2 separate regions of the Mus musculus genome follow, and region 2 is linked to region 1. The links are chromatin loops, found by intact Hi-C in ENCODE. Cell type or tissue: left cerebral cortex. All regions are shown on one strand. Each heading gives the region's core, and the rest is flanking DNA. Links, peaks and the distances in the headings are about the cores only.

What was found. Hi-C counts contacts between places; a loop is a spot of excess contacts. Peaks named below come from ENCODE experiments on the same cell type or tissue, not always from the same donor. Only the 100,000 strongest peaks of a DNase experiment are listed, where the experiment ranks them.
Region 2: a loop joins it to region 1, with 21 times the contacts of the local background. A loop is called at or near these places in 3 of 42 quality-filtered maps.

The regions. Positions count from the first base shown.
Region 1 is chr2:166,193,929-166,198,859 of GRCm38, forward strand. Gm30536 (a long non-coding RNA gene) reads left to right here and starts at 495. Exons shown (of 6, transcript XR_866955.3): 1 at 495-818; 2 at 1,165-1,332; 3 at 2,059-2,460; 4 at 4,014-4,447; 5 at 4,801-4,906. In left cerebral cortex, for the core only: no CTCF peak of the experiment used is centred there; no DNase peak of the experiment used is centred there.
Region 2 is chr2:166,512,193-166,517,123 of GRCm38, forward strand. It overlaps the pseudogene Gm14267. Among named protein-coding and RNA genes, the nearest start is that of Gm30908, 43 kb to the left of the region's middle. In left cerebral cortex, for the core only: no CTCF peak of the experiment used is centred there; no DNase peak of the experiment used is centred there.

The sequences.
Region 1 (4,931 bases), core at 1,135-3,634:
GACTTTGACTCTTTGTCCCTCCTACTGAGACAGGTGGGGACCATTTTAAGTGGACAATAGATAAATAAATTCCAGGGCCTTCATGTGTTGCCCACTAAAGCATGCTTTCAATAACTTTGTCAAAACAAAACCAACCAACCAACCAAACAAACAAACAAAAAACCAAAACAGAGAGCATCATGGGACAGAATGTTTACTGTGAGTCTAGTCCAACTAAAGCAAGCCCCAACTGCTACATTTCAATATGCTGTGCACGTGATTAGCAAAGATCGCGGGATTGCTACTGAGCAAAAACCTAAATAAGCCCTCACTTTACCCCTGCTTAGCTAACGCAAGCCTCACCTGTCTCAGAGGTCACACGGAACAGCAGGGTAGCGGCCATGCAGATGGCGCCTCTGACGTGAGGGTCAGAATGCTTGCCTGGTTACCTTGCAGACACCCGAAGGTCACTATTGCTTAAAGTGCCAGAGCTGTAAGATCTGATGGGCAACTGAAATGGGATGAACAGCCCAGGCATCTCTACCTTTAAGCCATCACTGCTGCCTTTGGCACTTGAACCTTTGAATCGGACTCTGCTCTGTTCTACGCAGAGAAACATTTTGTTGAGGACAGCAACCAAAGTGGGCGTGGCCTGCCTCCTGCGGGGAGCACAAAGGTGGGTTTTTGTTTTTATGTATCAACTCTGTTCTCTTTGTCTCCACAGCTCCAGCACCCGTTTAAGTCCTCAGTTTTACCGTAAGGACCCAGATTCATCTACAGGGCCAGAGTGTGACCTCAAGAGGGTGGTGTCAGCTCAAAGGCCACTCAGCTGCTCTCAGGTTAAACTCGATCCCAATCAGCAGACAACAAAGACTGACTAGGGGTGGGGTGGGGGTGGGATGGTGGGGGGTGGGGAAGGTGATGGTGGTGGAGGGTGGTGTCAGCACGGAGAGTGTTTGTCTGCACAGAGCTGGGTGAGGTGTCTGCACTGGAGAAGCTTTTAAAAACTGTGCTGTGATTGGCAGACAATCACCAAACCTTAACCAAACCCAGAAAAAAAAAGTCAAAAGCCTTCCATTTGGGGCTACAGAGATGGTTCCGCCTTAAGGATTCATTCTGCTGTCCCCAAAGTTGGAAGATTTTGTTGGGGACCCCTGCATCTGATTTCTTTATATTTACCCCCAGCTGTCTTTGCTGGAATGGAAAGAGATCTTGTTGTAAGAGGAGCGTTGGATGAACCAGCCCCAACCCAGGGTCTAGAGTTTGAGGAGTGACAAGGGCAGATCTCTAAGGAAGCGAAACTCCTCTGAGACCCGACAGGGAACCAGCTTCCTCGAGGAACCTGAGTGAAAGGTCAGATTGGGGGAACATCTCAGGGAGGGACCAGCATGTGCAAAGGTCCTGGGGTGTTGTAGAGCCTGCTCTGTCGAAGGAAGGAAGAGGCTAAAAGTGCCATGGTGGAGTATGGTAGGAGGTGGGTCCTGCTCTAAAGGCTCGGATGCAGGGCATTAGGATGTGTGGGGACACAGGGGCTGCTGAAGGGGTCTCTGGGGTCTGGACTAGGGATTTATTTCTAGCTGTATGCTTCTGTGGGGACTCAGAGATACTTAGCTTGTCTCTGCAAATGACTTTCTGGTCACTGTTGTGTCCCTGCGTGATGCTGAAAATATTAAAGTTGTTGGGGGAGGGGAGAAAAACAGACCTTCGGGCTACAACTGTACATCTAGGAGAGTTAACTATTTCCTTATGTAACACAAGTAACTCCGGAGTCCAAATCAGGGTGGGTGTGGTGAGGGGTGGGGGAGGGGTAGGAGGGATTACCCAAAGTGCAAGTAAATCAGCAACAGGGACACTGAATCATTAAGGGGTGACAAGTGGTGGCTGAATTTCAAGAAGGCTCATTCTTCAGCCTGTCACCTTCCCTGGGCTACATGGCAAGACCTGCTGAAGATTCCCTTAATTAAAGTTTATGTCTATATATTTGGCCTTCGTTCTTACAAACTCAGTGATGTTGTATCCGAACAATGCTTTTCTGCTCAAAAGAGCTGGATTTTTACCGCCTCCCCCCTCCCACACCAGGAGGACCTGTCACCTGAGCCTCCTCAGGTCATCCATCGTCCTCGAAGGATCCATCCTGAGGCATCAACTGAAAATTATGGCTCCTGAGAAAGAATAAAGCACACTGTTCACTGCCAGGATGAGTGTCCCTGTGGCAGCATCTAGAGCTTGCCTGTTGCTCCTGCTAACGACCTCTGTCCCCCGTGTGGCCCTTTCTTTCTGTCACTTCTGTAGCTGTACTGTTGACAACTCTTCTCTAGGTGTCTCTGAAGCCCTGAAAGGCCTCTCAGCTTGGCATGGCCCCCCGCCCCGCCCCAGCTCGCTCTCTTGATGCCCATGTGTGTGACTTGACAGCATTCCTGCCTTGCTGGCCCACTGCCCCACTCCAAGGAAGGACGCTCTCAAGGTCCAGGTCCCTGGCAGGTAAACAGCAAAGTTTCAGATTCACAGACATCCTCTCCCTCCTGCACCAACTGCCCACCAGGAAAGTGGGAGCTTGGCGCTGCTTGCAAAGGACTAGGTGATGTATGAGCCTGTCTGCGGGCGCCAGGTCCTGATCTGTGTCCCTGTGAATAAGAAGCCACTTAAGAGTGTCAGGCAATCAGGGACTGCCCCTCCTCCTGCCTTCGACCTTGCCTCAGCTTTTGTGGAGTCTGTGGGGTGATGTGATAGAGGCTGTGTAGTCAGATCAGCACCACAGAGGGAGAACATGGAGATGGTGTGGTCTCTCCTCCCCAACAGCGTATTCTGTGTTGCTAGTGTGAGTGCTGCCCAGGGACCCACGAGATCAGTGTTGACCAATAGAACTGGGTGAAGGACGTGGGAATTTGGGTCAGAGACTTCTATCAGAAGATGAAAGTCATCCAGGCAGAGCCTACTGATTCTGTCCCACACAATCCACTCTGCCCTCAGTGAATGAGCATCAAGTCGATGGTGAATGTGGCATTGACCTATACCTGCTTTGAGCATGGGTCTGTCTCCTGCCCTGTGCCCCAGTGTTAAACACACCATCCTGGTGACAGTGTTATGTCCCTGTAGGAGAACATGGATGCTGGCACATCTGAGATTTACCCCGGGGAGAGCAGAGCCTCGCATGAGACATGAGTGCAGTCAGCATCCAGGCTTTGCAGGGCACACCACATCCCAGGACACCACACGTGAGGGTAGCCAAGGGAGGCCACTGTTGCTAGCTTCTCTTGCCTCCTGTCCCTAACCAGCTTGGTCACTTTCCAGAGTCATTTCCCCTGGCCTCCAGGTTGGGACATCTGGCAGGATCCAGGAATCCTGACGTCACACTCACAATTTAACTGTCCACATGTTTTCTTTCTGTGTAGAACAGGAAACAGTGAGACAGTGTCCAGGCAATTTCGTCCCAGATGTGTGACATACAGGATCTTAGATAGCTGCGAGCTGACAGGCCTTTCTACACAAAAGCCCTCACAGTCCTTCCCGATTGCTTTGATAGGCTCTGGGCAGGACTCGGAGGTTGAGGTCTGCAGCACTGGGTGATGGGGTATACCTTGAGACATGCAAAGTCCCAAAGCACGAACAGGCTACCTAGAAAGTTCTTCAGGTGAAATGGAGACAATAGCTCCTGGAACTAAGCCCTTCGCACCTACCATTCTGAAACCCAAGAATGGTTCCCTGGTTGATAAAGGCTGCAGTATGTCTCCCAGAGCCTCTCTTCACGCTCACCATGGGCTTGTTTCCCCAGGGCGGCTGGGCAGTGGGTAGCACAGTGTTTGCTGGGTATTGCAGAGCAAGGAAGGGTGTGAATGGCCTTGAGAAAGCCCTTCGCAATCCAGGGCCCTACAGGCCTGCAGGGGAGAGACCCAGCAGAGAATAGGAATCTGATGGGTGAGACCATTTTCCTTAAGCAAGGCTGGCAGGACTGTGTGCGTGCGTGCGTGTGTGTGTGTGTGTGTGTGTGTGTGTGTGTGTGTGTGTAACATGCTAATCAATACTATCTTTTGAAGAGAGGAAAGGAGGTTGGTTCCTGACAGAGTTGTGAGGAGGATGGAGAGGAGAAGACCCTGGCGCAGACCCCCACCTGGCCCCACCTCCTGCGAGGGTATCACTGTTGGTTCACTCTGACTCTGTATTCACCTGACGTGCTGAGGAGCCTGGGCAGGCTCTCGTGATCACACCCGCTCTGCTGGGCTGGCCCTTGTACCAGCAAGGAGGCCCAGGAGGCTCCAGTGCTTCTGCTCCTGCTCTGTTCACCCCTCCCCCGTGCCTGGTGTTCACACAGGCTCCCAGTGGCCTGGGACTGATGTCTTCTTACTTACCAACAGTGTCAGGGCAACATCAGTGGAATGAGAACCCTGCTGAGCACATGGGGCAGCTGTTTCCGTGGGACCTGCTGTCCTGACCTGGGAGTGCCATGCTGGGGACATGCTGAGGACCACAGGTGATTTGATGAAGGTAGTACTGTGTACCTTGCAAACACACCTCCAGTTAGTTACTCTCAGACGCTGCAGATTTTCAATTTTCTAGTAAAAGGATTTCATCATAAAAGAGCTAGCCCCAGAAGTACCACCTTGTGACCTTTCAGATAGAATTTAGAGGGTTTAGAGATGGCCCCAGGGAACTGCCTTTTCTGTACAAAGATCCAGCTGTGTCCTGCCTCTCCACTCTAGAGGCAGCTGAGCATTCAAAGATCTCTGTGAGGCAGAGATGGGACCGTCCCCCCAAGCCCCCATCACGATCTACTTCTTATTGATGAAGCTGACGATTTCTCTCTGTTTCTCCCTCTACATGTAGGAGGTGCAGGAGTGGCCTCCAGGGGCACAGCCCACCTCCACTGACCCCCTGGCTCCCTGAGGCAGAGACACGGGTGCAGAGCTGGCCTATCACATGCTCTTTCCTGGTACCCTGAGTTTTTGGGTGAATGA
Region 2 (4,931 bases), core at 1,249-3,748, 320 kb after region 1:
AAAGTCATTGATTTCACCAATTTGAGAAATAAGTGTATCATTTTAAAAACATCCTTTTTAAAAAACAAAACAAAACATAGCATTGAGAATTTGCAATTTAGCACAGGATGATTGAAATCATCCTGTCCGTGAGATCCGAACCAAGTTTACTGTGAGTGCCACGGTTTGCCCTAACCTCTGTTACTAACACCCCCTCCCCATGACCTAGGAGGCCTTCACCTCCCCCACCATTGTGTTCTTGTTTGTTGTTATGATGTCAGGAGGTCACTGACCTGCAAGTCCGGAGAACCTCTGAGAGGATTAAAAGCAAACCACTTGTCTCGCTGGGTATGGTGGCTCATGCCTGTAATCTGGGTACTTGGGAGATGGAAGTAGAAGGATGAGAAGTTCAAAGGTCATCCTTTAAAGGTCATTCTTAAACCCTGGGGAAGAGTTTACCAGAACCAGCCCCGCCCCCACTCCGCCCCCAGCAGCTGCATTGAGTCCTCCAGCACACAGGGGGCGCCAGAGAGCGAGCCATCCTAAAAGTAAATCAACAAGTCTAAGGGCAGAAACCATAGAGAGATAGAAACACCCACCTAGTCCCTGGGGGTGTGCAAGCCCGTGGAAGTAGCGATCCCTGAATTCCAATAGCCTTTGGACTCTTCAGTTAAGCGAATCTTTTGTAGTCTTCCCTGCTTGTTTTGTGTGTTCACCCAAGCCTATTGTAACTGGGCTCTTCCTTTAACCATCAAAACTCGGGCTAAGACAGGCAGAGAAACCCGTGAATTTAACCGTGCAATTTCTCCGTTTAAATCATGAATATCATCTCCAAACACTTCTAATGAGCTTAATAATCCACTGCGGGGAGGGGGTCAGAGGCAGATAGCACCCTGGAGAGTGAGTGAGGGACAAAAAGAGACGCCACTAGCAAATGACCTCCCCACCCCCACCCCCAATTTCCTTCTGAGAATTGACCCAAGGCGTCACGTCCCTGCCTAGCCTAATGCAGATATGCGTGTTATCACGTGTCAAGCCACAGATCCAGCTTCCCTTCCTACCTCCCTTTCCTTCCTCTGTGACCCCAGCCTCTGCTGAGTTTGGGGGAGAAGACGGTCTGTTCCCTTCACATTAGTGACAGGTGTGGCTGGAAAGACATGCTTGGGCCCCACACCCAGGCAGGTCCAGGGTTGGTCATCCCCATCACCTGCTCCTGATGGAACCTTCTTTCTTTTCTTCTTTCTGTGGGATGGCTTTGTTGCTCTACCACCTGATGTCCTATCTATCCTCTCAGAACCATGAAGATAATGAAAATATAAGCTGCCCTCTCTTTGAGGTAGGATCTCACTCTGTAGACCAGGCTGGTCTGGAACTCACAGAGATCCTCCTGCCTCTGAGTCCCTAGTGCTGGAAGTAACCACACCCTGCAGCCCCCGCCCCCTTACATGAGACCCAAAGCCACCCATTGAGAACTTCCCATACCACATCTCATCGACCGGACCTGACTCATTTGCCCACAGGTAAGACACTCCCATGACAAATGAGAAAGCTGGGTTTGGCTTCAACCAGCCACTCTCTGTTTGCTGGTGGGAGACAGTTCTTCCAAAACCAGAACAAAGCTGGAATCAGTTTGGAAGGAGGAAGGCTGGAGTCTGTACCAGCCGTTAACCATCTGACTGTGAGCCAGGGGCCCCCGTGAGTCTCAGCATAGATGGCCAATGTACTTGAAGATGACAAGGGAAGAACCATCAGCCCGCACCCTTTACCCAGGATTGCTTGCTGCTAACCCGAAGGCTCAGATCTCCCCAGCACCCCAATCAGACATCCTGGAATAAGGGCTTCCTCCAAGGACACCAGGTCTACCCTCCATCTCCTTTATCTTGTACTAGGTGACACCAAGAACTGTCACCAGGACTACCTACTTATCAGTGAGGAAACTGAGCCACCGAGAGAGCAGGGGTTAGCCCAGCATTTGGAATACATGGTACCTGGGCTCCAGGTCTCTTGGTGATATCTCAGTCACCATTTTCACTGATGCTTATACAGCCATTTACTGAGGGCAGAGTGGGTTATAAGGGACAGAATCTGTAGGTTCTGCCTGGATGACTTTCATCTTCTGATAGAAGTCTCTGACCCAAATTCCCAGGTCCTTCACCCAGTTCTATTGGTCAACACTGATCTCATGGGTCCCTGGGCAGCACTCACACTAGCAACACAGAATACGCTGTTGGGGAGGAGAGACCACACCATCTCCATGTTCTCCCTCCGTGGTGCTGATCTGACTACACAGGCTCTGTCACATCACCCCACAGACCCCACAAAAGCTGAGGCAAGGTCAAAGGCAGGAGGAGGGGCAGGCCCTGATTGCCTGACACTCTTAAGTGGCTTCTTATTCACAGGGACACAGATCAGGACCTGGCGCCTGCAGACAGGCTCATACATCACCTGGTCCTTTGCAAGCAGCACCAAGCTCCCACTTTCCTGGTGGGCAGTTGGTGCAAGAGGGAGAGGATGTCTGTGAATCTGAAACCCTGCTGTTTACCTGCCAGGAACCTGGACCTTGAGAGCGTCCTTCCTTGGAGTGGGGCAGTGGGCCAGCAAGGCAGGAACACTGTCAAGTCTCACACATGGGCGTCAAGAGAGCGAGCTGGGGCGGGGCAGGGGGGCCATGCCAAGCTGAGAGGCCTTTCAGGGCTTCAGAGACACCTAGAGAAGAAGTGTCAACAGTACAGCTCCAGAAGTGACAGAAAGAAAAGGCCACACCAGGGACAGAGGTCGTTAGCAGGAGCAACAGGCAAGCTCTAGACTCTGCCACAGGGACGCTCGTCCTGACAGTGAAAGTGTGCTTTATTCTTTCTCAGGAGCCATAATTTTCAGTTGATGCCTCGGGATGGATCCTTCGAGAAGGATGGATGACCTGAGGAGGCTCAGGTGACAGGTCCTTCTGGGGCGGGAGGAGGGGAGGTGGCAGGCGACAATCCAGCTCTTGTGAGCAGAAAAGTGTTGCTTGGAGACAATATCACTGAGTTTGTAAGAAGGGAGGCTGAGGAAAGAGATGCGGCTCGTCTTCTTCACAAATAAAATTTAATTAAGAGACTCTTCAGCAGGTCTTGCCGAGCAGCCCAGGGAAGGTGACAGGCTGAGGAATGAGCCTCCTTGAAATGCGGCCACCATGTGCTGCCCCTTAATTATTCATGGGCATCCTTGTGCAGCTACACTTACTTCTAATTAACTCGTCACTTTTTTAAAAATATGTTCAACTAAGTCTATTTTGCTTTTACGTTTTTAATGCTTGTGTGTGTGTGTGAGTGTGTGTACACACACACACACACACACACACACACACACACACACACACACACATGTGAGACCATGCACTCATTCACATATAGAAGCCAGAGGACAGTCTTCAGAAGTCAAGTCTCTCCTTCCACCATACAGTCCCAGAATCAAACTCAAGTCACCAGGGTTGGCAGTGAACGCCGTTCCCCACTGGGCAATCTCCTCAGCCTTAGTGAATCCTCTCGCCTTCATGCGCTGCTTGAGTTACTGAATGATGTAGTTGACTGTGTGTTCTGTAATATACAAAGACCTCTTAGGAACTCACAAGAGAGGAAACTGAGGGCCCGAGATAGAGAACTCTCAGAAGAGCACACCCCAGCTTCCCATGCTGGATATCTCACACACACACACACACTAGAAGTAAAAATGCAAAGATTCAGTGTAGAATTATTCCTAGTAGACCAGATCAAGAAGCAAAAGTCATTCCAACTCTTTCTTTCCTGAGACAGGGTATCATGCAGTCCAGGCTGGCCTTGAGCTCCCTACATTCATGCAAACACACACACACACACACACACACACACACACACACACACACGCATGCGCAGATGTGCACACACACCCATGTAGACAGGTGTCACAGATGAGTCACCGTGGTCCTCCAGAAAGGACACATGACTCTTACTGTGCTGCTCTGAATACATGGTGTCTTACTAAGGGTTCCCATTGCTGTGAACAGACACCATGACCATGGCAACTCTTATAAAGGACAACATTTAATTAGAGCTGGCTTACAGTTTCAGAGGTTCAGTCCATTATCATCATGATCAGGAGTATGGCAGCATGCAGGCAGGCATGGTGCTAGAGGAGCCAAGAGTTCTACATCTTGATCCAAAGGCAGCCAGAGGAAACTATTCTTCCAAGGGCAGCTAGGGGAGGCTCTCTTCCATGCCATGCCAGGCTGAGTCTAACCATAGGAGGAGACTTACAAGTCCACTCCCACAGTGACAAACTTCCTCCAACAAGGTCACACCTCCTAGTGATGCCACTCCACACTGGCCAAGCAAGTCCAAACCACCACACACGGACTGAGAACTTGGGAAAACCAAACTGAAAATAGACCTGAACCATGCTGAAGGAAACAGCACTGTAGGCAGACCATGGGCTGACTCTAGGAGCCAGGCCTTTTGCCTAACCTGAGGAAACCCAGCCAGCTACTATAGCTAACAATGACTAAAGGAACCGATCCTTGGTTTATTGAATTTTCAAAACTCCAGGGGATAATATCTAGATGACCACGACGAACTAGGGCCTTGCTCTTACTCAAATAGAAATTATATAGGAAAAAAGATGGGCAGGAGAGCTTGTCCTGAATTCTCAGAAACAATTTCGCTGACAAAGGATTTGCTTTGCCTTCTGGTTTCAGGGGTTTGCATTCATCCATGGGAAGAGCATGATGAAAGACAGCAGCTAGAATCACGGTAGCCAGAGAGGAGAGGGGTGAAGAGAGGCAGAGAAGGGGGAGGGGGAAGGAGGAGGAGAGGGGGGAGGGGAAAGAGAAGGGGAAGAGAAAGGGGAAGAGGTAGTACAGATGGGGAGAGGGAGGGGAATGAGGGGGGAGGGGAGGAGGGAGGGAGAGAGGGAGAACAAGCCCCGGTTCACAGATTTCT